Linked DNA regions of Mus musculus: all the other regions are linked to region 1. Evidence: chromatin loops called from intact Hi-C (ENCODE). Cell type or tissue: heart. All regions are shown on one strand.

Region 1 (8,000 bases):
GCCCTCAAAGCTTTCTCTGTGACCCGCGACTTCTTAGGTGTGAACTCAGAATGCATCTGGACTTATGCAGTCAGTTAGAGTTTATAAGTGGAGTGTTATAACTCGCTGAGTACATTTCCACATGACATTTGTATCCAGTACTTGCACCTGATGGCTTAGGTCTCAACTCCATTGGCCCATAAAATAAGGAGCAGGAAACTTCAGCAGAATAATTAACATTTCAATTCAAGAAAGTACCTGCTATTCATTCTATCTGATTGCTCTAGGACAAAACCTGATATTGTCCTATGAATATACACCCTTAGATGAATTAGACTTATTTAAAACAAAATGGAAGCTTTAGATGTGAATCCTCACGCATTCTTAACAATAATGTGCAATTTCAGTAGGTAAAAATTACAAAACAAACCAAAACAAAACTAAAAAACCAATTTCTTTATTGTTTTGTTAAGTAAATACAGAATGTATTCTCTTTCTTTTGGGCAAGGCATAAAATTATGCTCTGAAATCAACCGACTTTGCAAATTGTTCTGTTCTGAGGAAGAATTTCCTAGCTTAAAGGTTGTATGTATACCCTTCCTCACTCACTTTGAACAGGTTAGTTCCTGTTCAAAATATCATCACTGCAAAGGAGATAAAACATAACTTCGCTTGTTCTCAAAGCCCAGACTTCATTCTGTATCAGTCCCTCCTCTTTTCCCTACAGGACACAACATGAACGCCTATGCAGAGGAAGGAAACATCTGATAAATTCATTTACAAATGAAGCATTCATGGGTTTGCCCACAGGATATATTCGTACTCCTTTAAAAAAAAATCTGTCAATTTTCAAAGGAGGAATTTTTAAAAATATCTTTCTTTGAAACATGTAGGTGGTCACATATTCTGCTTTTACAGCCATCCCTCATTGTGGGTTCAATATTATTATATACAAGAAGATAAATAATGAGTTCTGGTACCATATGTCAAAAGCAAGATATTGGCTGTGCATTCATGGTTAAGCACATGGATATTCTAGTAAATAATAGTTGCAGACCCAGTCAGAAGACTTGTTTACTTTAGAAAAGAACAGGACTTCACTTGGTCTGGGAAATGCTTGTTGAGACTCACAAGCCATTTTGCATGTAAACCTAACGTCTCTAGTTCCATTATTCACATCCAATACCTCGTAACAATTTTAAAAGAGACTATGGTTCTCTGTGGTATAAAAGCAAAACATAATCATGAGTACAAATACTTGGAAACACAAAGGAAGGGTCACATTACCCTTACCACTGTTATGAATTTAATACCATAGCTTTTGTGAGTTCATTATTTCATATAGATTAGATAACCAATTAGCAATTTACCAGCGACTAAGGCTGTCTTTCTAAAGAAACTAGCAGGTTATAATTAACACAAGAAAAACTCCCTAAGCTCTTGAAGCCCACAAAATTGGACTACATTGAATATCAAATTCTCAATTTGTTCTCTATTAACTGTTAAATAGGGAACCACTATACTATGACAACCATTCTTTTACAAAGCTGCTGGAACAAAATCAATCATGGGACTCTAGCCGAGAAACCTGGCAAAGAGTCTGACTGAGTGTGCTGATAACAAGTGAGTCTGAGTTAGAGAAAATGGAGCCCCACCCTATTGGCCCAAGGCCTAGAATGATCTCCTTAATTTCCCCCACTCAACTCTCCCAATTGGCAAGTCGCACTGTTTGCCATGCCCCGAGGCTACCTTAGTATTATTTTCAAAGTAAAGGTTGAGGCAAATAGAGTGCGGAACAATTTCTTGGGCTTAGAGGGTAAAATGATGGTTGTAGGAAAACAAAGGAGTGGAAGGAAATACTTTCAAGATTGGTTTGAACATAGCCAAAGGAAGAACCCTCAGCATGTGTGGAAGAGGAAAGTAGACAAAAGGGTCTGAACAGAGAGGAACCCAAAACTTAAAAGACATTCACTTAGGATCTGTTCTTAAGAGAATGTCTACATAACAGTGTATCAATCCAGTCATTCAGTTGCCTCCCTTTTGTAGTCTGTGGCTGCCAAGCCTGGCAAGGATTCCAAACAGGACATTCATTTTATTCTGAGGCTGCCTGAACATTCTGTTAAACTAGGGGGAAGCACGGCAGCAAAAGGAGACACACTTCACACATTGCTGCTCTGGGGAAACAGAAGAGGAGTGTTTCTGACCTTTCCTTGAACCATGACGTTTCTCAAAACTCAGAATGTAATGTACTTTTTGGCATTAAACTCCTGCACGGCTTTGCTCCACACTGGAGGATTTACAGCGCAATAAAGACAGTGCAGTCAGCTCAAAATGAATTCATTTTTCAAACCTTGATCTTTTCTTCAAACTTCAGTTGATATACACAGGTGAACTTGGTAACACCTTGACATCCCGAGAGTCAGTGAATCTCAGGGCCTTCAGATCAACAGCACCCCACCATCATTAGTTTAGAAGTAAGAGCAGTTATAATCCAATAAAAACCCAAGCCCACACCTGAGGAGCCTTGATAAATCATCCTCTATGACAAGTTGTTTGGATCTGAGTTCTAGTGGGGGGCTCTAGCCTTTTTGGAGCACATGAATAGAAAAATTATGCATAAAAATATTGTCCCAAAGAATAAATGTAGAGAACATATCTATCCTTGAAAAAGATATCGGAGCTGAAAGCAGAATGAATCAAAAACAAACATCACAGATAGAGCTACGTAGCCCAGATTAGGCTCTGTTGCAGACTTTTCCTGGACCGTTACAAAAATAAAGCCCATCCATCTGTCAAAACAACTGCTCCATGCATGGAAATTAGAACAGCACTGAGGTGTTTTTAACTAACTTCCGATCCTTACGCTTTCTACAAAAGAATATAATTTACCTACAATTCCAATTACCTCTTCCCCTGTTCTTAAACTATGGATAAAATAGTGAGAATTTAACCTAAATAAAGAAGCGGCTTAAAAAAAACAAATGGGGAGGAGACAGTGAACAGGAACCATCTCTATTCAAATATATTCAGTTCGTGATTAAATCAAGCAAATTTGTGCTGGTTCAAATATAAACCAGCCCCAAATGAATGGGGATAGGATAGCACTGCCTCAGGTCAGTGACAATTTACTTTAAAGGAAAACTCAATAGTCCCTGTGCCATCAGCCGCTCACGTGGAATTCTTTTACTGTATAACCCAGCAGCTGGGAAAGCAAACGAATCCGTGGCTGTCAGGATGGGTGGGTGCACGCTGCAGGAAAACCCATTAATAAGCTTAATTCCTGAAGTTAATCCATTGACTCTCTTTCCACTGGTCCATTTATTTGGCAAGCTGACTGCATACTCCAAGGTTCCTGCCAAAGCGGTAATCCATGAGATTGCTCCTGTCACTCACGTTATCCTTCTTCTATTGGAGTTGCCCTGGACTTATCTGGCAGTAGTGATTTGTCTTTTTCCCTTCCTAAATTGTTCTGATCCAACTGTGATCTGATCATTCTCAATCATGTCTTCCCAGTCCTTCACACCCACTACAGGTGGCTAGAAATCTCTTCTTCACAGACGCGCATCTCACAGAGCTCATACATGGCTGTGCTCTCATTGTTGTATTATCTGCCTGAGATTGAATTAGTGACTTCTAACTTATATACCTGTATCGTAACAGAATTCAGCCTGCCAAGGAGAGATACCATTGTCTTTCTAGTGTAGGATAGAAGACCTAGAAAGAGGTCTAGCTTTTAGAGGACTGTCTGGTGTCATGGTTACAAATCTCCTTTCTTCCAGCTGCATTGTTTGATATCAAGCTAGATTTTGATTTGGTTAAGAGCTGTCCAAAATACTAAACACATTATATAGTTAATAATATAAAATGTTCATGCAATTCTCTTAGTAAAATGGAAATTCTCTAATGAGTTTTTAAACCACCATAGATGTAGTATGTATCAGACTTCTGGTACAAGTAGATACTGTATATGGATAGTCAATGCTCTCTCTCTCTGTCTCTCTGTCTCTCTGTCTCTCTCTCTCTCTCTCTCTCTCTCTCTCTCTCTCTCTCTGTGTGTGTGTCTCTCTGTGTGTGTGTGTGTTTTAAGAGCCTAAAGTGTATTTCCCTTATGAGGATCCTAAAACATAAAATATTGGAAATATGTTTTTTGGAAAGGTTCTCCCCTGGCTGGCATGGCACTGACCATGTAGAACAGGCTGGCTTACAAGGAGTTATATAGACCAGAGTGGCCACAAACTCACAAATGTCCAATTAACTCTACCTCCTGAGTGCTGTAATTAAAAGCTTTCACCACCATGCACAGTATGAAAGATTTTTGTAATAATAGAAATGTGCTGAAAATCAATTAGTTGCTCTAGAGTCAATGAGTGATATAAGTGCAGATGCAGAGCCATGTTGGCTTCAACTGCATTACTTCAAAAGTTGTGGCTAGAAGCCCTTGTCCAGTAAACCTTGAGTATGGTGATATTTACAAATAGACCCTTGAAGAACTAAGTTAATGGAGGCCCCTAGGGTGACCCTAATCTAATCTACTTTGTTTTTTTCCAGAGAGGAAAGAAAGATACATAGAGAGGCATCAGGGTGAGCGGACACAGAGGAATGAGCATCCAGAGAAGCATTATGAGACATACTGAGGAACAAGCCAATGAGTGGGCCTCAAAGCCAGCCCTTTGGAGGCTTAGATCTTTTGCTTCAAGCTGCCATGACTGGGACAAAATAAATGTCGGTTGTTTCAAGCCATACTGTAGTTTTATGTTGTGGCATTCTGGGAACAAATGTAAAAGAGACTGCAGGCATGTTGATTGTGTAATGATAAAAGATGCTTGGTCAAAGACATTTATGGTTGCTGTTTAAATTTTTAGCAAAATAAAACAAATGTAATAAAAAAGTTTTGATGTTAGTTATCTAAGTTATGGTCTTCTACGTCACACATAATTAGATATTAAAGTGAAATTTCACAAATTCCATTTGTCCAGCTTTTTGAAACAAAAGTATTTCTTCAAATAATTTAGGATAATAGACCAAAAATCTACAAACGGGTCTACATATATGTTCATGCTTATGTGTATTAGTGTATATACACATATCACTATGATAAATTGTAGATATTATATTTGACTAGAGTTCAACCTAAGAAATTTAGAATTCATTGACTTTTATTCATGTTTAATGACAATTTTGATTTCTTTAAAGTATGAACTATAGCCTGGTCACGGTGTATGTCTTCACTACTAGTACTCAGGAGGCAAAGACACTGGGCTTTCTGAGAGGTGGAGGACAGCCTGGCAGTCAAGGCTACAGAGAAACCCTGACTAAAAATAACCAAAACAGCAAAAAAGTATGGAAGACATTCTAAAAAACAGTCAGAAGATCTTACAGGTCAATTCAAATGAAATTATAAAGATAACATTAAAACACTATTGAGATAGCTATTTTTATCCATGAGTTAGGGGTGGGCTTGAATGAGCTTGGGAATCTTCTGTTTTGTGCATGACCACAGGAAAGTTGTTCCAGACTCTTGACCTCAAGTGCTCTCAACTAAAGCTGGGATTAATGATACATCCCAATAAAGCAATAGCATGTATTCATGAACTGGTTATCCATTTTGTTGTTGCTATTGCTATTTTGAGAAAAGGTCTCCCTATATAGCACTGGCTTTCCTGAACTCACTATATGGATCAGCCAGACCTCAGCCTCATAGAGATCCCCTGAATCAGCCTTATGAGGGCTAGGATAAAAGGCTTGTATCACCATAACCTGTGGTTATCCTTTCTTAAAAATAAGCATGTCTTTATTGTTTTGAATGCTTAAAGGCTGTCTAACTTCTATACTAGTCTATATCCTATACCATTCCATACATTATGCCAACAACCCAAATATGAGTTCTTTATTCCTTCTGAAGACATTCTTCAGAGAATTGAAACCCATACTGGGAACTAAACAGAGGTAACTTCAATAAACTTGCTTTAGAAGATTGCTATGTGCCCATCTTCTGCTACAAATAAATGTTACAGGTTGTTCATTAAAACTGTCATGAAATTTCATTACTCCAACAAGGGAGGACTTTCGAATATAGCCACTTTTGTCCTAATATGGGCCTTTGGTCATCATCTAGTTAAGCAGTAAAACACAGCATTGGTTTTTGACAGCTGTAGAGGAATTGTGCTTTGCCAACTTAGTTAAGCAGGGAGTACATTTCCTAGTCACTCCTCTTTAATCGCTTGTAAGGTTGCTCTTATAAGATATTTTTCAAAGATGTGGAAGCAAGGTTTCACCTATAGTCATAGCCCTGTCAATGTTTTCCACGACTGGACCCTTGTGAGCAAGTTCTAACATTGGGCTGGAAATTTATTCCCTTCCCTATTTGTTTCAGTTCAGCCATGAGATCTTGTCTTCATCCTTATCTAGTGCCATGGCAATTAGCAGCATCTTCTTAAGATTAGCAATTGACTACCAGGAATTGATGTAATGAAAAGCAGTTCCCGCTCCCCCTTGATATGTTCTTTGTCCACTTTACTTTCTTTTCTAACACCAAATCTGGTTGTCTATAGAATTGTAGGCACAGTTAACACGTCAGAAGCAGTACTCAGCCTACCATAGAGTCTTCACCACATGCTACCATTGCACAAATTTTGATACCTTTTGTAAAATTCTTTTTATATTCCATTTATTTAAGTCTGGCCTCTAAAGAAATTCTAACAGGTGAATATCTTACTAAAATAGAATAACTTATCTGAAAATGCCTACCTAGAAGGGGTTAATAGATTTGACCTAATTATCTCCCCTACATATAATCACTACTTTATAATATTTTTGTTTATAAATATGATGGTTTATCCTTTCATAAGTATGTGTGGAAGAATAAAAATTATATAAATATTGAAATTATTTCAACATGCTACTAGAAAACAAATATTTTAAAAGATTATACATGATATAAATATACATGAACAAATATGCATAAATATAATATATATGTAATATATAGTACAGTATGTTAAAGCTATCCATAATATACATTATAGATACAGAAAATGTGGTACCTTTACACAATGGAGTACTACACAGCTATCAAAAACAATGTATTTATGAAATTCTTGGGCAAGTGGATAGATCTGGAGGATATCATCTTGAGTGAGGTAACTCAATCACAAAAGAACACACATGATATGCAATCACTGATAAGTGAATATTAGCCCAGAAGCTCAGAGTACCCAAGATACAATTCAGAAACCACATGAAACTCAAGAAAAAGGAAGACCAAAGTGTGGATACTTTGATTATTCTTAGAAGGGGGAACAAAATATACATGGAGACAAAGTATAGAGCAGAGACTGAAGGAATGACTGTCCAGAGACTGTCCCACCCGAGGATCCATCCCATATACAGTTACCAAACCCAGACACTATTGTAGATGCCAACAAGTGTTTGCTGACAGGAGCCTGATATAGCTGTTTCCTGAGAGGTTTGGCCAGTGCCTGACAAATACAGAAGGAGATGTTCACAGCCATCCATTGGACTGAGCACAGGGTCCCCAATGAAGGAGTTAGAGAAAGTTCCCAAGCAGCTGAAGGGGTTTGCAGCCCCATAGGCAGAACAACAATATGAACTAACCAGTACCCCCAGAGCTCCTGGAACTAAACCACCAACCAAAGAATACACATGGTGGGACTGGTGGCTCTAGCTGCATATGTAGCAGAGGATGGCCTAGTCGGTCATCAATGGGAGGAGAGGACATTGGTCCTGTGAAGGTTCTATGCCCCAGTGTAGGGGAATGCCAGGGCCAGGAAGCAGGAGTGGGTAGGTTGGTGAGCAGGGGGAGAGGGGAAGTGATAGGGGGTTTTGGGAGGGGAAACCAGGAAAGGGGATAACATTTGAAATGTAAATAAAAAATATCTAATAAAAAAAAGAATAAAAATATTTAATATATTTAGCACCTAAATGAAGATTACTGAGAATTTTCATCATTGTTCTCATTTTAACATAATAAAGAAAAGTTAACATCCTCTGGTACTAGTAAT
Region 2 (8,000 bases), 59 kb before region 1:
ATATCCTCAAGTTTACCCTTTGTTATTATTCATTTAAAAATTATCTAATAATTTTGTTAAATACAATGCAATTTTACTGCTCTTTAACATTCTAAGTGCTTCATGTAGCAAAAGTAGTTATCAAATAAAGCAAGAGTTTGAGAGATTAGGTAAAGTATTGGTACTGAGCCTGCCTTTGGGACCCTGTGAGGCTATAAGGTCTGTCAGCATCAGTACATTACCTGCAACATTTCCATGTTACTAAATTCTGCTCTAGACACTCACAGAGGCTATTTTACCCAGCCACAGAAAACAGCATGAAATACTGCCAAACCCTAAAAACAAAACATATGCACATAGGAGACACCCATCCATATTCAAATAGGGAATTAAGAGGCACTGTGATATATATTGATACAGTTTATAGTTTATGAGGCAAACTCATTAAAGACTTTCTTATTTAAGGAATCCAGATGATAGAGCTTGTGATAAATATAAATGTGCTTTTAATTGTTCCTGGGGCTCAAAGTGGGGATATCCAAAATCCACCTGGAAGTGGTAAAGGTAAAAATTTAAAAGAAGGAAATAGCAAATTAAGTGCTATCAACTTGATTTGAGTTGATTATAATAAGGTTTAATATGGGAGAGGCTCTAGAATTTTCACTGACTGGGCTGACAGGAAAACCTAGATTTAGGGTGTTCTTAAATTTAGATGTAAATTATTTTTTTTGAATGGAAAAGCATTGTATAGCTATCAGATAGTATAGTCTTCAGGGAGATACCTACAATTCATATTACAAAGAGGAAATTATATATGGCTTAAAATGTTAAGCAAATTAAAATATGAAATGTAGTACATTTTGGTTGAAATAAAATTTTATTATCAAACATCTCATTTAGAATACTTTTATAAAAATAGAATAATATTTTATGCCTATAATATTTTAGGCATAATTATCTAGGCTAAAATTTATAAAAATAAATAGCAGAATATATATCTTCTTAATGAATATTTTTGACTCATACCTTCAGTTAATTTTTAAAAGACACTTAAAGATTATCCTTCAGAGTTACAGAAACAAAGTTTGGAGCTGAGATGAAAGGATGGACCATGTAGAGACTGCCATATCCAGGGATCCACCCCATAATCAGCATCCAAACGCTGACACCATTGCATATACTAGCAAGATTTTATCGAAAGGACCCAGATGTAGCTGTCTCTTGTGAGACTATGCCGGGGCCTAGCAAACACAGAAGTGGATGCTCACAGTCAGCTAATGGATGGATCACAGGGCTCCCAATGGAGGAGCTAGAGAAAGTACCCAAGGAGCTAAAGGGATCTTCAACCCTATAGGTGGAACAACATTATGAACTAACCAGTACCCCTGAGCTCTTGACTCTAGCTGCATATGTATCAAAAGATGGCCTAGTCGGCCATCACTGGAAAGAGAGGCCCATTGGACACGCAGACTTTGTGTGCCCCGGTACAGGGGAACGCCAGGGCCAAAGGGGGGGAGTGGGTGGGTAGGGGAGTGGGGGTGGGTGGGTAAGGGGGACTTTTGGTATAGCATTGGAAATGTAAATGAGCTAAATACCTAATAAAAAATGGAAAAAAAAAAAGATTATCCTTCATGTAATAGTTCAAGTAGGGCAACTGTTTATTTTATCCACCTTGAAAAATAGGCTATTCCATTTTTCATTTAGATACCATCAGAGCAGCTTGGTTCTGATACATTTTCTTCTAATTTTAATGCTCCTGTACTCTTTTGTGAAATAATTTGTATCAAGCCTATATACAATACCCAATAATATTGTAAAATTATTCCTCACATTCATGATTCGGATGTAACAAGTGGCTGTTTCTTGTGAAACTGCCTATGCCATTAAAATTCAATGGCATCGATTCCCTTCATCCACTTTATCTGGCTAAAATCCGTTAATTCCCCAGCCCCTGCTGTTGGGGATCTCCAGGCTCATCATACTTAACCTCTGCCGAGCCTTCTCAGAATGGAATTTGTTTCACTCCATTCACAGCTTCAATAGCCGAGCAAGCCACACACAAGTATGCACTGGTCTTTTACCCTGAGCACACTAATCTGATTGTTTTTCCACTCTACAAACTCTGGGTCAACAATCAAGCTGCCGCCAGAAACTAATTAATTTGCAAACGGGCTTCTGTCTTCACAGAGGGAAAGCTTTGAGTTGGATGTCAGGGAGGCCAATCACACCATGGTTACAGGCATTGTCATGGTATCTACTTCTCTGGGTAAATCTCTTGCTTGATGCCCTGCACAGAGGACCCAGATTACACAGTCTGCAGTAAATCCCTATTGAGGACAACAAGGCTCAGAATGCCGTGACACTGGAAGAGGATATTGGGACAGACAGGAGCAGCAGTCATCAAACTGATTGTAAACCAAGAGGGAGAGAAGTGAGGGGAAAATGAGAAAAAAAAGGAAGTAGGCTTTAAACAATTTTTCTAAGCTATTCTTTCATCTTTTTTAAATATAATTTTACTTTAAAATCTACATAAACATAACACTAAAATACCAAAACTAAATAAACCAAATAAATATAACCTTAGCTTCTATTCTTATCATTCTATATTAGCCTGTCAATAGGTGACTCAAAATTGAACAATACATCAAATTTGAGAACACCGTTGTTTAGACTATCTTACAATGTCTTAAAATAGCATATCTTAAATGTTTAACTTAGATATGTCTTTATAAACAGTTAAAAACAAATCAATTTTGTAGCATGTGTATGATAATGTGCTAAGTTTTATGTAAATAATTATTCACCATTATTGATTTGTTCACATAAAACTGCTTTAAAGTAAGATACTTTTTATACTAATGTAATATAGCCAATGGGAGTTTGGTCATGTGACTATTTGCTAACTTTTTTACTTTAAAAGGAAGGCATGTTTAGTAATTTTATTGAATTTATATTCTTTAAAGGCTAGAACAATTTCTTGGTGTATATTATAGATTATACTATTGTAAGATATGTACTCTTTGTAAGATACATATTTTTGGTAATCAATTCATGAGAAAATACAATGTGTGACAATAAGGGCATATTTAGCACAACTATGACTATTTACTCATTTAAAAATAAATATATGAAAACCCATCATTCATATTCACAATACTGCACACTGTCGCACCAGTACTTCCAATGAAACACGTGAAGAAAACCCTGAAGTTGTAACTCGAAAATTAAGAATTTTGCTAAGAATTTTGTATATGTATATAACATTTGTGTATATTTCTAAATATAAAATCCAATATGCTGACTCAGTATAATGATAGTGTTATTTGTATGTATATGATTAGATGATTTCTGGTTTAGTTTAGCCCCAACTGACCTATGTATTACATCACTATTACATCAGGGAAGAGGGGATGAAAAGGCTGTAACAGTCAGAGGGCTAGGATTTCCCGACGAGAAGAGTGCATTTTGTAAACATGTCAGGGAAATTTTACCTATAAAGTCTCCACAATATGAGTGCCTAAACATGAACTGAACAAGACTATAGCAACGCGCATGGAAGCATGGAAGAGGAAATGCTCCTGGCCCAGCCCTAGAAAAGGAAGAAAACAACACACCCTGGGAAAGCATCCTCCAATTGTTTCTCTGGCTTCTTTGTTTGTTTGTGTTTTGCTTGTTTGTTTGTTGCTATTGTGGTTTTTCTTTTCTTTTTAGTAAAGGAAATCTTAGACTCTGGATATAGCATCTTTTTATATAACCACAAGTAAGGCTGATGCAGAGGCTTTCCTCCAATGGTCAGAAAAATATACTCATTTACTAACGCCCCTGAAACAATGGAAAAATGAAATAGTGAAGAATTCTGAGCTCATATAAAATAGGTAATTCATCTTACTTATTAAAAAATGCTATTGGACCTCTGACATGGCTTATATCTTCAACCGTGTTAGAATTAAAATTGTTTATTAAAAGTGTTTTACAGGCGATTCAGGACTGGGTCTCTGGTTCCAATATTAATCTGAGCTCTTGTAGTTTATTTGAAGTCATGTTTCTTGGTTTTATTTTTCTAAAAATGCATCCTGTGGAGAAATTTGAATCTTTGGAGAATGTGCAATATCCTAGTCTATGACCACAGAGGAAGTTCTGCTGGTTCCAATGAGGGCAGAGCATCCTGGTACGACCGTGAGACTGGGAAAGGAAGTGGAGTGATGACTCACATACCATTTCAATTACAGGAGGGAAAAAAAAGAGAGAGAGAAACGAAAAGAAAACAAGCAGGCCGGTTTATCCACAGGCACGATCCTTTTAGGAAATTCCACTAAAAGAAAACAGGTCTTCCTGAAATGAATGGAAAAGCCTCACACTCTGGGCATGTAATTAGGTCTGCTTGTGTTCACCGGGCTGGGCTCTCTCAAGGATCTTTGTGGTTTCATTGTACCAAAGCCAGATCAGGTTGCCCTTTCACCCTCTCTCCAGTAAAACCACTGACAGAGAGCTCTACACATCTTCCCAGCGTTCCCTGGTCAAAGGAGTGTGCTACAGGACAATGCCAGCTAGCATGGAAACCTTGCTCTGACTCAGAATCTCTGTGCTCTTTATACATTGCTCTGCCTCCTTTTTCATTTTGTAGTAACTATAGGACGTGGTCAGTATTACCTTTCCATCACACATAAAGGTCAAAGTCAAGGAGAAACATCATTTTAAAGCTGATGGATTTTCGTTGAAATTATGCAGCAGTCGTTATTAGTCAAGGACATGAACGATGTGGAAAACAGCCTTCATCAAATAAAAAAAAAAATGTGGGCTAGGCATCCATCTATGCTAATGGATGGCTAAAGAATACAGTAACTAGATAGCCCACTAGGCAGCGGAAATTTGTTTTCTAACCACAAATATATACAGAAAAAGCCAAGTTATTTTCTAAATTATTGGAAGCTGAAATTAGAATTGATGGTTAAAACTAAAACATATTGGAAGAATTTATGACGTGCAGAAGGAAAACATGACTTTTAGCACATATCAAACCAAGGTTGTACATATTTGAAATCAGAAGTTATTTTAATCACTAGGAAACTGAAATTCGGGTTTGGTCTTTGGTCTAAAGCACGAGGTCTATAACATACGAATTTGTAAAAGAAATATATAGGTTTCATATATTTTAATTTTTTAAATGTCAATGTATGATTCTTTCCAATTCTTTCTGATTCAAACTAGACTAAACATATTATTGGTATTATTATAAAACTAGTTTTTTTTTTTAAAGAAGCATTAAAGTAGTGAGGCTATACTTAAAAACTCAAGATATTTCAGGATTTATTTCTAGATAATGGTATTTTTGCTTTTCTTTAGCATGAGCAAAAATTAAAGGTCACCTAACATTGATTCATTAGTTCACCCAAAGACATAAAGCAGTTTGTAAAACGCAAAGTGAGATATTCACTCAAATTATTTCAATGCCCTAAAGACCGCTGAACATTGTCTCACAAGGAAATATATAATATCTGGCAACAGAGGTATTCTGTAGTCTATGGAGATGTCTCAAAAGTTATTCATTTTATGCACACACAAATGTGTAAACATTATGTTTCCTTTTTTTTTTTTTTTTTTTTTTTTGAAATGCTATCTGATTTCTCCAAGCTTGTGTTTCCTGGTCCTCTGGTCCTGTCATGAACACGCCTGCATCCCCACACTCACAACAATCTGGTTTCTACACCCTGTCAGATGGAACCTTTCTGTTAATTTGGAAAAAAAAAATCAGTTCTCACATTTAGTGCTGAGAGACTGATAACTGAATTCTCAAATGAACCACACATTTTCAGAGATGAAGTACAGAGCTGCGGACAATGACTCTGCTTTCCCACAGTGTAAATTCTTCAGAGTCAGCTGTCAACATGTGTGTGTGTGTGTGTGTGTGTGTGTGTGTGTGTGCAGCATGAAAGCAACTTTAGCTTGACGACTTTTTCCTTAAGGCCATAAAAATGAAATGGATACTATGCTCTCTTTTATTCCATGTTCTAATCAGATTTTGTTTCTCATGGACAGTGAAACCCTCTAAGAGCACTAGAGCTCTTAGTAGATCAAAGACCCTTTGTTCCTGAATAAAAAAACAAAACAAACATTTTCTCTCCCACACAAATATTTCCATTTGAGAACAGACCAGATAGTGATGTCACACAGGGGATTTTCCTATTCATTTTGCTCTTTCACATCATTCTAGCTGTAATGATTGGTGGTAGATAGTCAACAATTCTCTCTCTGTCTCTCTATCTCTGTATCTCTCTCTCTCTCTCTCTCTCTCCCTCTCTCTCTCCCTCTCTCTCTCTCTCTCTCTCTCTCTCTCTCTCTCTCTCTCTCTCTCTCTCTCTCTCTCTCTCTCTCTGTAAACATGCCCTATCCTCAAGTCATAATATCCTCTGTCCCTCACTGGGATTTCCAATTTCTCAGAGCATGCAAGCATCTCAATATTTACTGTCTTGCTAGTAGGTGGAAATTTAACTCTCTGTCAATGCCCTTTTATTACTGTGAGGTTTATACTCAGTCATGAATAGCATCATGATTAGGTATAATTAAAACAGCAGATAGCAACTTTTGAAAAAAAAAAAAGGAAGCAAAATTTGAAGAAGTCTTGGAGAGCAAGAAGTAACTTGGTTTGACAGCTTTGTCAATTTCATGTATAGTGGAAAATACAGATTCTAAACGGAGATGATGAAAAGCCACAGAAAATCAGAGGTGGACTTTGAAAACAAGGTCATGAGGTGGATTATTGGAAAAAAGTTAAGATGAAGTCAGCTGACAGTAGGGGAAAATCTTGAGGATAAAAGTCCCAGGAAGACAGTAAACTTGAGCATACATAAAAGAAGCATTTTTTTTTTACATGGCATAATGGATAAAAATTCCAGTTTAGAAAAAAGAAATATAAGAAGGCTGGATAGATGACTCAGGAGTTAAAAGTAATTTCTGTGGTTCCTGCTAGGTGTGATGGCCTGAATTTGATCCTCAACTCCAATGTAGAGGAAGAAGAAAACCAACCCCTCCAGTTTCCTGACTCCAAAGAGCTCACATGCTGTGGCACGTGCACACTCACACATATATGCATGTGTACACATGCAATAAATATAAAAATACTATAAAATATAAGAATACCAAAATAAATGCAATATAGGAAAAAGATGAGGAATAGGGTGACTGGAGGTCTATTTTGTGCTCTGAATGATCACTTTGAAGGTACTGATTAAAAATAATAATGGTTCTACCCTCCCCTGAAGGTTCCCTGAAATCTTGATGTGATTTTTCTTTTGAAATGGGCAAATGGATGATTGAAGTAATGCTGTGGGGGAGGGGGGGTTGTGTTCCCCAGAAGTGCTGTGGATGCTCAGAGTACAAGAGCCTAGCATCCTTCTGAAAACATAGATGAGCATGAACCATAAACTTATACTCATCAAGGAAGCCTGTGCGATCAAGTCAAACTCCAAATGCGAGAATTAGAAATTAGCATCATTATTTCATGTGATTAAGAAAACAGGAACACAAAATATAGATTAATTCATAGAAGCCACTGTCTTAGTATCATATAGAAAACAATAGAAGTATTTGACTATTTCATGGTTAAGTCAATAATCCAAACATAATAATAATAATAATAATTATATATATATATATATATATGATTTAAGTCTAAGTCACAATATTTTTGCTTATTTAAAGTTATAAATTTGCATATTTTATACAATGCTAAAAAACCTTAAATACTAAGAAAAAGTGAGAAGCAGTTTTCAAAAAATATCTTTCCGCCAGCAGTTAAGGTAGTAGTGCTTGTCCCCGGGGAACCTGAGATCTCATTGCAGATCTACACTGTATTGGGCAAATGTACGTCTTCTTTCACTTGCCTATAAAATAAGATTGTTTGTTTGTTTGCTTGCTAGTTTTTTTGAGAGATGTAAGAGTCCTTTGACATTTTGAAAGCACTGAAATGTACTTAGCAGTGAACAACTTTAAAAAAAAAAAACAAAAAATAAAAAATAAAACCT
Region 3 (8,000 bases), 60 kb after region 1:
GTACAGTGTCTGATAAAAAGCATTTTCAAAGAGACAGAACACCATCATATTGAGACTAAACATTGCATGGTTATGATCTTATGGAAAGGGGATGATTATTCTTTCATTGTATCGATTTCTTTTTCAAAAGGATTTGTTGCAGGGCATGTATACATGATTGCGAAAATGTTAAATCTATTTATACAGATACACATATGCACCGGGAGCCCGTAGTACCCAGAGAACAGTTTACACAATGGGAAAGGAAGAAAGTAGATCATCACGGATTTTTATAAAACGTAATTATAGTTAGTATGAAGCACAAGCTTTAGTGAAAATGGTTTGTCAGAGGTAGAGTGACAACTCTGTCCATTAACAGCTATTAAACAATGAAATAGTCCTTGACTAGTATGTTTTAAGACAGTTTACATTTATAGGACTTTACTAAGAAAACAATACTAGTTTTATGAATTTTTCACTGATTATTTTTACATCTAAGTTATGGTTAAAAGGAAAGTTGGTCTTTGTGATGTGGTTAAAATTTATAGCCACAGACAGTCCAACTTCTTACTCTAAGGCTGAACCTCACCTTCACATATCATTTACATACACTGATTACTTCCACATGTCTGGCAGAAAGTAAAATAGTTTATGAGCATTGTAATATAGCTAAAGCCACAATGAAATAAAATTCATCTTTGTCTAGAGTACCTCGAAAATTTATTCATGCTAGTGCATAAAGTGTTTTCCAAAGGAGTTCTGTCCTGCTAAAAAATCCTTTAAAAGCCAATGGTGGTTAATGTCGCCTCCCTTTCTAAGGATGTCTGGACTTCTCAGTCTGCATTCCCAGTGTCTTCTACTAGACAAAAGCCCCTTTAAGTTACTCTCAATATGTTCTTCGTTCTATTTACCAGCTTCAGACCATAAGTTTATTTTCTCGAGTGGCTGAATATCCTCTTTCCTGCAAATGGGTTATTTGCAGTCACAGGTGGTTCCCGGAATTGGTCACAAAGACTCAGCCTCTGGATCTCCAATGCTTCATTCAGACTCAGGGACATAGAAAAACATATCATGTTTATTCCTATGAGGATTCAATGTTCCCTAAGATAGCAATGAGGTTGTGCCTTTATGGAACAAGTCATAACAAAATCATATTGAAAGCAATCATTACACTGTTCAAGAGGATGCACAAATAATACTAGTCATTTCCTGGTGCGTTTTATGGAATATTAAATGACTGGTTATTTAATGTTGAAAATGTGAATTAAACATGTAATCTATAGCCAACATTTGTGGGCAACTGAGTCCATAAGAAGTAGGAGCTTCCTTGTTCAACTTGGCCGTGACTACTCACAGCTAAAAGGACTGTTGTGAAAGTCCCCTTCTATCCCATTTATTAGCTCTACACAACATGATGCCACCCAGATTGTACCTAAGTGTGCCCATGGAGGTATACACTAAAGACAGTTGCCTTATCAAAGGTAGACAGAAGATATAAAGGTAAGAGCCAAAATAAATAAAGACTGAGGTCTGTCCTAATGAAACAGATTACTCCAGCATTACTAAACTCCTTTTTTTTCAATCACCTTAAAGTAACCAAATTGATTATTCTACAATTAATGTTATCTATGTGGCTGTGAATAGAGAAACCAAAATACAGTAGCCATTTTTCTTCAAATTGGCATCAAAACAGCAGAGCCAAAAAGATGATTTAATGTGTTGATGCTTCAGTCTCTCTTTCTCATTCTCATCTTTATTCAGACATGGACAACCATGAGACCTCCTGTAGTGCCCCCGTGTCACCGGAACTGATCACTAAGTGTTTGGGGCTTTCGTCAATAGGGATTTTAATACAATAAAGGTGTTATGAGTTTTGAATATCAGAAAGAACTGTATGCAGGAATGACAAAAAGGATGCATTGCCATTAAGGGTTCTCATTGTTATAATAGGTCAAATGATGACAAGGGCTTTTCTTAACTAGGAAGAGAAGAAATGGCTTAGAGGACTTTGGGACTAGGCATATATGGGGGTCACCAGATATAAATGGACAAGTTAGTCAAAAATTAGCATTTAGGTTAATGTTTTAGAGCACTTCCTTTTCTTTCCTTTCCTTTCCTTTCCTTTCCTTTCCTTTCCTTTCCTTTCCTTTCCTTTCCTTTCCTTTCCTTTTCTTTCTTTTCTTTTCTTTTCTTTTCTTTTCTTTTCTTTTTTTTCTTTCCTTTCTTCTTCTTCTTCGCCTGCCTGCCTGCCTGCCTTCCTTCCTTCCTTCCTTCCTTCCTTTCTTTCTTTCTTTCTTTCTTTCTTTCTTTCTTTCTTTCTTTCTTTCTTTCTTTCTTTCTTTTTCTTTTTTGTTCTTCTGAAGATTAGTTTTGTCAAAAAACAGCAAATTTTAATGTATTACCAAAAGGAATCAGAAACAGAAAAGTTGTTATGATTCTTTTATTTTCTAGGTCTGGAAATCTTTTCTATTCACCTCATGCAAAATTAAAAGAATTTTGCTTTGCAAAAGATAACTAACCTTCACGGAATGAGATTCATTTGCATACTCAGGCAGAGGCAGGTTGTAGATTTATGTTTCATAGAGAACACAGTGAACACAGTGTTATTTTGATTTTTGTGTCTTGGGATCTTATATAAATTATTGTATGAAGGGAAACTGAGTTCTAGTTACATCTTACACATTGGGGTTAAAGGTCCTGAGAATAAAAATGTTTTGTGTATCACAATGGAGCCAGGACAATAAGGGCTACGTGCAGAGGTGCTGGGGAGACTCCACGGAAAGTTCTTGGGATTTGGATACTGGCAACTTCCTGGAGCATCTATGTCTAAGAGTGAACAGCAAAGGAAGTTTGACAGTAGTGTTAGTAAATAGAAAGTGGTCTGGGAAAATCAATAATAATAAAGAGAAGATAACCGCCCAACCTTAACTGTGAGGGGCTGAAGACATGAAGCAAACGATACACAATCTCACAAGATTACTGCTTCTTCCTGTAGCCACATGATTGACTTTCCATGTGTCAAAGCTCCAAATTAAATATAGAACTAAAAAGAAAGCAGCATTCTGTGACTTCCTCCACTTGAAAATTAGACACAATGTGTATGTGTGTTTGTATTATGCAAATAAAAACCCATTAAAAATGAAATTATTGAGCTAAGAAGTACTTTTTTGTTTATATTGAAAGAGCTATTAACCTGAATCCTGGCCTATAATATTAAAATATTTCAAGTTTCTACAATCCTGTTTGTTTTGAAACTCTTACTTTATGTAAGGAGGTGAGCCAGAGAAACATCTCAAATGATAACCAAGCACTATGCGGGCTAGCATATACACAAAGGATGCTTTCATGTTTAAAGATAGTAGTGTGTAGCATGGAGACTGACAACTGAAGTGATACAAATCTGGTGGTAGCATAAGTGGCCTCCTCTTAAATGCAAGTTGGCAAAATAATAGTGCAAAGCAAGAGAAATTAGAATTACTTAGAAGAGAAGATGAAACCAGCATTTGAGATCAGTGTAGTTTGTAGTCTCAAGGAACTATAGTGGCAAAAGCTCTTACAGTAGATACCTAAGTTCAAGTCCCCGGGACTTACTTTGGTTAAAAGGAAACCTCACTTGAATGTATTCCAAGAAAACAGACATAAACCCACTGTGGAATGTCCTTATATGCTACTTGGCCGTATTGATCTCATTTTCAAGCCAATCTTAATATCTACATATTAAATCCATAGAATTCCTACCCTGCTATGTTTCAGCTTACAGTTGTCTACTGTATAACATATATAAGTTATAAATCACATAGTAATGACAGTTTAAAATAAAAAGAACACTAACACATAAGGAAGGCTTTGGATGGTGGCAATCACTCCATTCTTCATTTTTGCCTTCCTAGTCACTCAAGACTGATTTCCTTATACTGGTTTCAGAAGTTTGATAGATACTTCAGTAAATGTAATACAATCGTCTTTAGAAGCCATTCTAAATTATTGTTTTATCCAAAAATAATTCATTCATGAAGAAACATAATACACAGGCTTTGTGGCCCTGTATATGCTTCTGTCATATAGAGAGGAAGAGGCCCCAGGGAGTGGGGAGGTCTGGAGAGGTGAGGGTGGAGGATGGGGGACGTGGGGACATCCTCGAGGAGATGGGGGGTGAGGTGGGAAGGAGGTATGGGATATGGTACAGTCAGAGGGTAGACTGGGAGGATGATAAAATCTGGAGTGTAAAAAAATTAAGTAAAATTTAGAAAAAAATCTCAACAACACATTTTTGTGATAAAGAAGCTGATAGAGGTGATGAAAATTAATTTATTTTAAGCCGACTCATATATGATGGTAAAAACACAGAAAGGTTTGCTTCCTCAAGACTTCAAGTTTAAATATAAAACCTTTAAAATTCATGATGTAAATTCTGAATAGCCAATGTTATCCCAGTAATTTGGATTTAACCTCAAGCAGCAACAAGTTTATCTTTACCAAGTACTTAATGCTTAATCACTATGACTTGTACATAAATCTACTTTGGAACCTAGTTTACTATCCCTTCCTGAAATTTCAACTTGGTTGTCAGGTTTTAAAGAATCTTCCATCAAACATTATAAATGAAGTTAGTTTACAATTACCAAACGGTGGAACTGTTAAACAGTCTAAAGAACTCCTGTCTTCTCAATTATTTGAGATCCAAAACTTAAACAAAGAACTTAAGGTGTGCTCTGTGGATTCATACTTTAGAAAAGGTTCTTGTGGCTCCTTCCTTTCTCCTTCACTGCCCAGAAAGGGTGGGTGCTCAAGAGCAAGGGTTGCCTGATGAAGGGGAGGCCTGGTGTTCTGTAGCAATAGAGGTAGTGAGAAAGCATTACCTAGATAAGCACAGAAGGGAAAGCAAGGGAGGCTCTGATGGTGCATTTAACAAACTGTCAGAGAGCAAAGCCAAGTTGCTTCTCTCCATGTGGATAATTAAAAAAAAAAAAAAAATCTCATGAACTTGTCTTGATTACACTCCTAACCTCAGAGAAGTGATTTGTTGACAAACCCTGAACTCCATTGGCTAAAGACAGAACACTTTACTTTAGTCACTATTTGGTGTGAGATTTCTCCCCTTTCCCTCTTTCTCTCTTTCCTTTTTCCCTTCTTCCATTTCGCTTTCTTTCCTGCATGTACCTCAACAGAATAAGGAAAATCAGAGTATTTGTGCAAAAAGGATGAGAGAATCCTTCAGTCACTAGAGTATTCATGCATAGTCTTGTTATATATCTCCTATCTCAGAATTGTAGGTGACAAAATGACTAGACACTTTCTGGTATGGTCCTGGAAGAAGTTTGACTTGTAAGGAGCTACCACTTATGGAGATCTTCTGTTCTCACAGGCTTCCTAAACCAAATGTTCCCATTTTTCTAGTTTCATTTTTGTTAATATGATAAAATACAATGAAAGAAAAAAGCAAAGCAACTGGGGAACAAATGGATTTCTAACATTTCCATCTTGTAGTCCATTATTGTGGGGGAAATAAGAGAAGCATTAAAGTTAGCCATATAACAGCCACAGTCAAGAATCACAAGAAATTAATGCATAAATGCTCACTTGCTTTCTTCCTAGCCTGTTCAACTAAATGCCTTCTATACTATGTAGTTAAGGATCCTGTGCCTAAGGAACAGTGCTACCCACAGTAAACTGTGCCTTCCTACATCAATTAATTTAAGAGACTCCTCCATAGGCACGCCCATAGGCAATCCCTTTTTAAGAATTTTTTTTAGATGATAGTAGGCTGTGTCTACTCAACAATTAAAATTAACTATCACCACCATACTGTTCAATTCACTGACTACCAATTTACATCTTTAGCTATATACTAAAGGAATTATGTTTTATCAAAGTACATACCTCAGATAAGACAACAAAGGCTGGCAAAAACGCACAAAATCAACCAATAAAGAGTGACTGTTCTAACCAGAAAACATATAAAAACACCAACTAACAATATCTAGCTTTGCAAACATCACATTGTAGCAGAAACAAGTTGATTCATGTAAGCACTTTCAAAGAACTAAATACTCATTTGACATATTCAATAGACTTTCCTTAGTTTTCTTATGAACAGTCAAGTGGGTCATGTTGAAATTCATCTATAGACAAATATGTGATTGCAGCTATACATTATCACTATAGAGTTTAGTTAACACTGTTTCCCATGCCATATTTACGGAAAGGAAACCTAAAGATAGAGTTTTAGTGACTCACTCAAAGGGTGACAAAGTGTGCTTTACATTGATTGTAGAAAATAGAAAGAGCCAATCATTCTTCATATTTATCAACAGAATTTTATTTTTGCTTATCTTCCTTCCCTAGTTCAAGTATAAATTGTATATTTTCTTATCCTGGGTTTGACAGAGTCCAGCTTTGTTATTGTTTGGGACTAGTGTGTGAATTTCCTATTTATACAGATGTTTATGTCTTGGCAATAGAAAGATAGTAGCTGGAGACATTCAGACTTATTTGTGTTAGATAAAATTTACCGATTCTTCCATATGCTTGATTATAATTACAGTTAAAAACACAGTAAAATGTATAGGAGTAGTTATTTTAAACTACAATGGAGCTTTCTAAATATTATTTTATATTCTTAGGCCTTCTCTAATTATATAAATGATGGGCCAAAATGAATCATATGCAGGATTTTTCTTCCTATAAGCATATTTTATAATTCATGTAAATATGTGCATATGTAAATTGTACAACAAAACACACACACACCTGTTTTACCCTAATATAATTGTCTGTAATCACTATTTCACTCTTTAGGTTATTTAACTATGGATAATTTCATATTTTGTGAATGTATTTTTAAAATAATTCTCATTTAAATTAAAATGTATACATCTTTTCATACTTACAGCCACTTATTTGTATGTGGGGAAATGTGCTAATATGTTCATGCTGATGAGAACTTCAAAAACCTTAGTTAAATGTTCCCTCAGTTCATGTTACACATCAATTGTGTTAATTTTCCCAGGCTTGTCCTTTACAATGTTACTCTGTGTGTCTTTATCCTAGCAGCCTGCCTATTTTCAAACTAATGAAAGAGCTGTCACAAATTGCTACTGCCACCTATTAGTGGGAGCATAGAACTGCAAATCATGGTGATTCCTTTAAATAGTGCCCTGGAGCCTGGAAGGGGTAAAGGGCATCTAGATTCACACTCACTGTTGTTTACAACTTCTAGTTGATCTTTTCAAAACAAGCCTTAACCCAAGCAATAAACTCAGCACAGTTTTGACATAGTTTTCGAGGTTTACATATAACTTGGTGGGTATGGATCACGTGATTATAGAATTTTTCATAAAGTTTGGTAATAGAAATTTTGTTACTACATAAATTGTCAAGAAGTAGTATGAGGACTTAGTAAATTAACGCCGTTAAATGATGAGCAATTCAGAATTTATTTTCACAGTGGTAACTTTAGATTTAGACAAATCCAAGTAGAAATTTTGCTTAGGAAAATCTTGATTTTGACTTTTAAACTTTTAAAACTATGACTCATGGATGTTTAAATGAAAAAAAAAAATCTGGATAAGAAATAAAACCACAATTTTTCTCACAGAAACCAATTTAAATTATAAGATTTTTAAGTATACATCCAGAAATATGGCACCAGGTTTAGTCTATAAAAAAATTACATGCTCATAGTAATGATATCTATACCCAACAGTTTAAAATTTGTTTTTGGCAATAGGGATACATATAATCATTTCTATTATTTCTACTTAAATTTATCCCTTAATGAGCCTTGAATTGCAAACGTTTTAAGTGTCTTTTAAATATAATTGAACCTAAGCCATACTATGTATGATAAGTATATTCTGATAATCAAATATCAGATATCAAATAGTTGACACCATAGACCTATGCCTGTTTAGTTCATTAACTCGCTAGACTACATCCTCCTATTGCTTATAGCTTCTCCATGGTCAGAAATCTCAAACCTGGTCCATTCAGACTTCAGGTTTAATTATTATAAGTTGTCA

The links. A loop is a pair of places that touch in the nucleus more often than their neighbours do. Peaks named below come from ENCODE experiments on the same cell type or tissue, not always from the same donor. Only the 100,000 strongest peaks of a DNase experiment are listed, where the experiment ranks them.
Region 2: it touches region 1 in a loop (5-fold over the local background); 4 of 42 quality-filtered maps call a loop at or near these places.
Region 3: a loop joins it to region 1, with 5 times the contacts of the local background. A loop is called at or near these places in 6 of 42 quality-filtered maps.

What each region holds. Positions count from the first base shown.
Region 1 is chr5:13,464,337-13,472,336 of GRCm38, reverse strand. All of the region lies in intron 3 of Sema3a (sema domain, immunoglobulin domain (Ig), short basic domain, secreted, (semaphorin) 3A), which reads right to left. Among named protein-coding and RNA genes, the nearest start is that of Sema3a, 69 kb to the right of the region's middle. In heart, no CTCF peak of the experiment used is centred here; DNase peaks (open chromatin) are centred at 1,636, 2,066 and 3,226.
Region 2 is chr5:13,523,553-13,531,552 of GRCm38, reverse strand. All of the region lies in intron 6 of Sema3a (sema domain, immunoglobulin domain (Ig), short basic domain, secreted, (semaphorin) 3A), which reads right to left. Among named protein-coding and RNA genes, the nearest start is that of Sema3a, 130 kb to the right of the region's middle. In heart, no CTCF peak of the experiment used is centred here; a DNase peak (open chromatin) is centred at 4,382.
Region 3 is chr5:13,404,706-13,412,705 of GRCm38, reverse strand. The region is part of intron 1 of Sema3a (sema domain, immunoglobulin domain (Ig), short basic domain, secreted, (semaphorin) 3A); the gene reads right to left. Among named protein-coding and RNA genes, the nearest start is that of Sema3a, 9.4 kb to the right of the region's middle. In heart, a CTCF peak has its summit at 7,096; no DNase peak of the experiment used is centred here.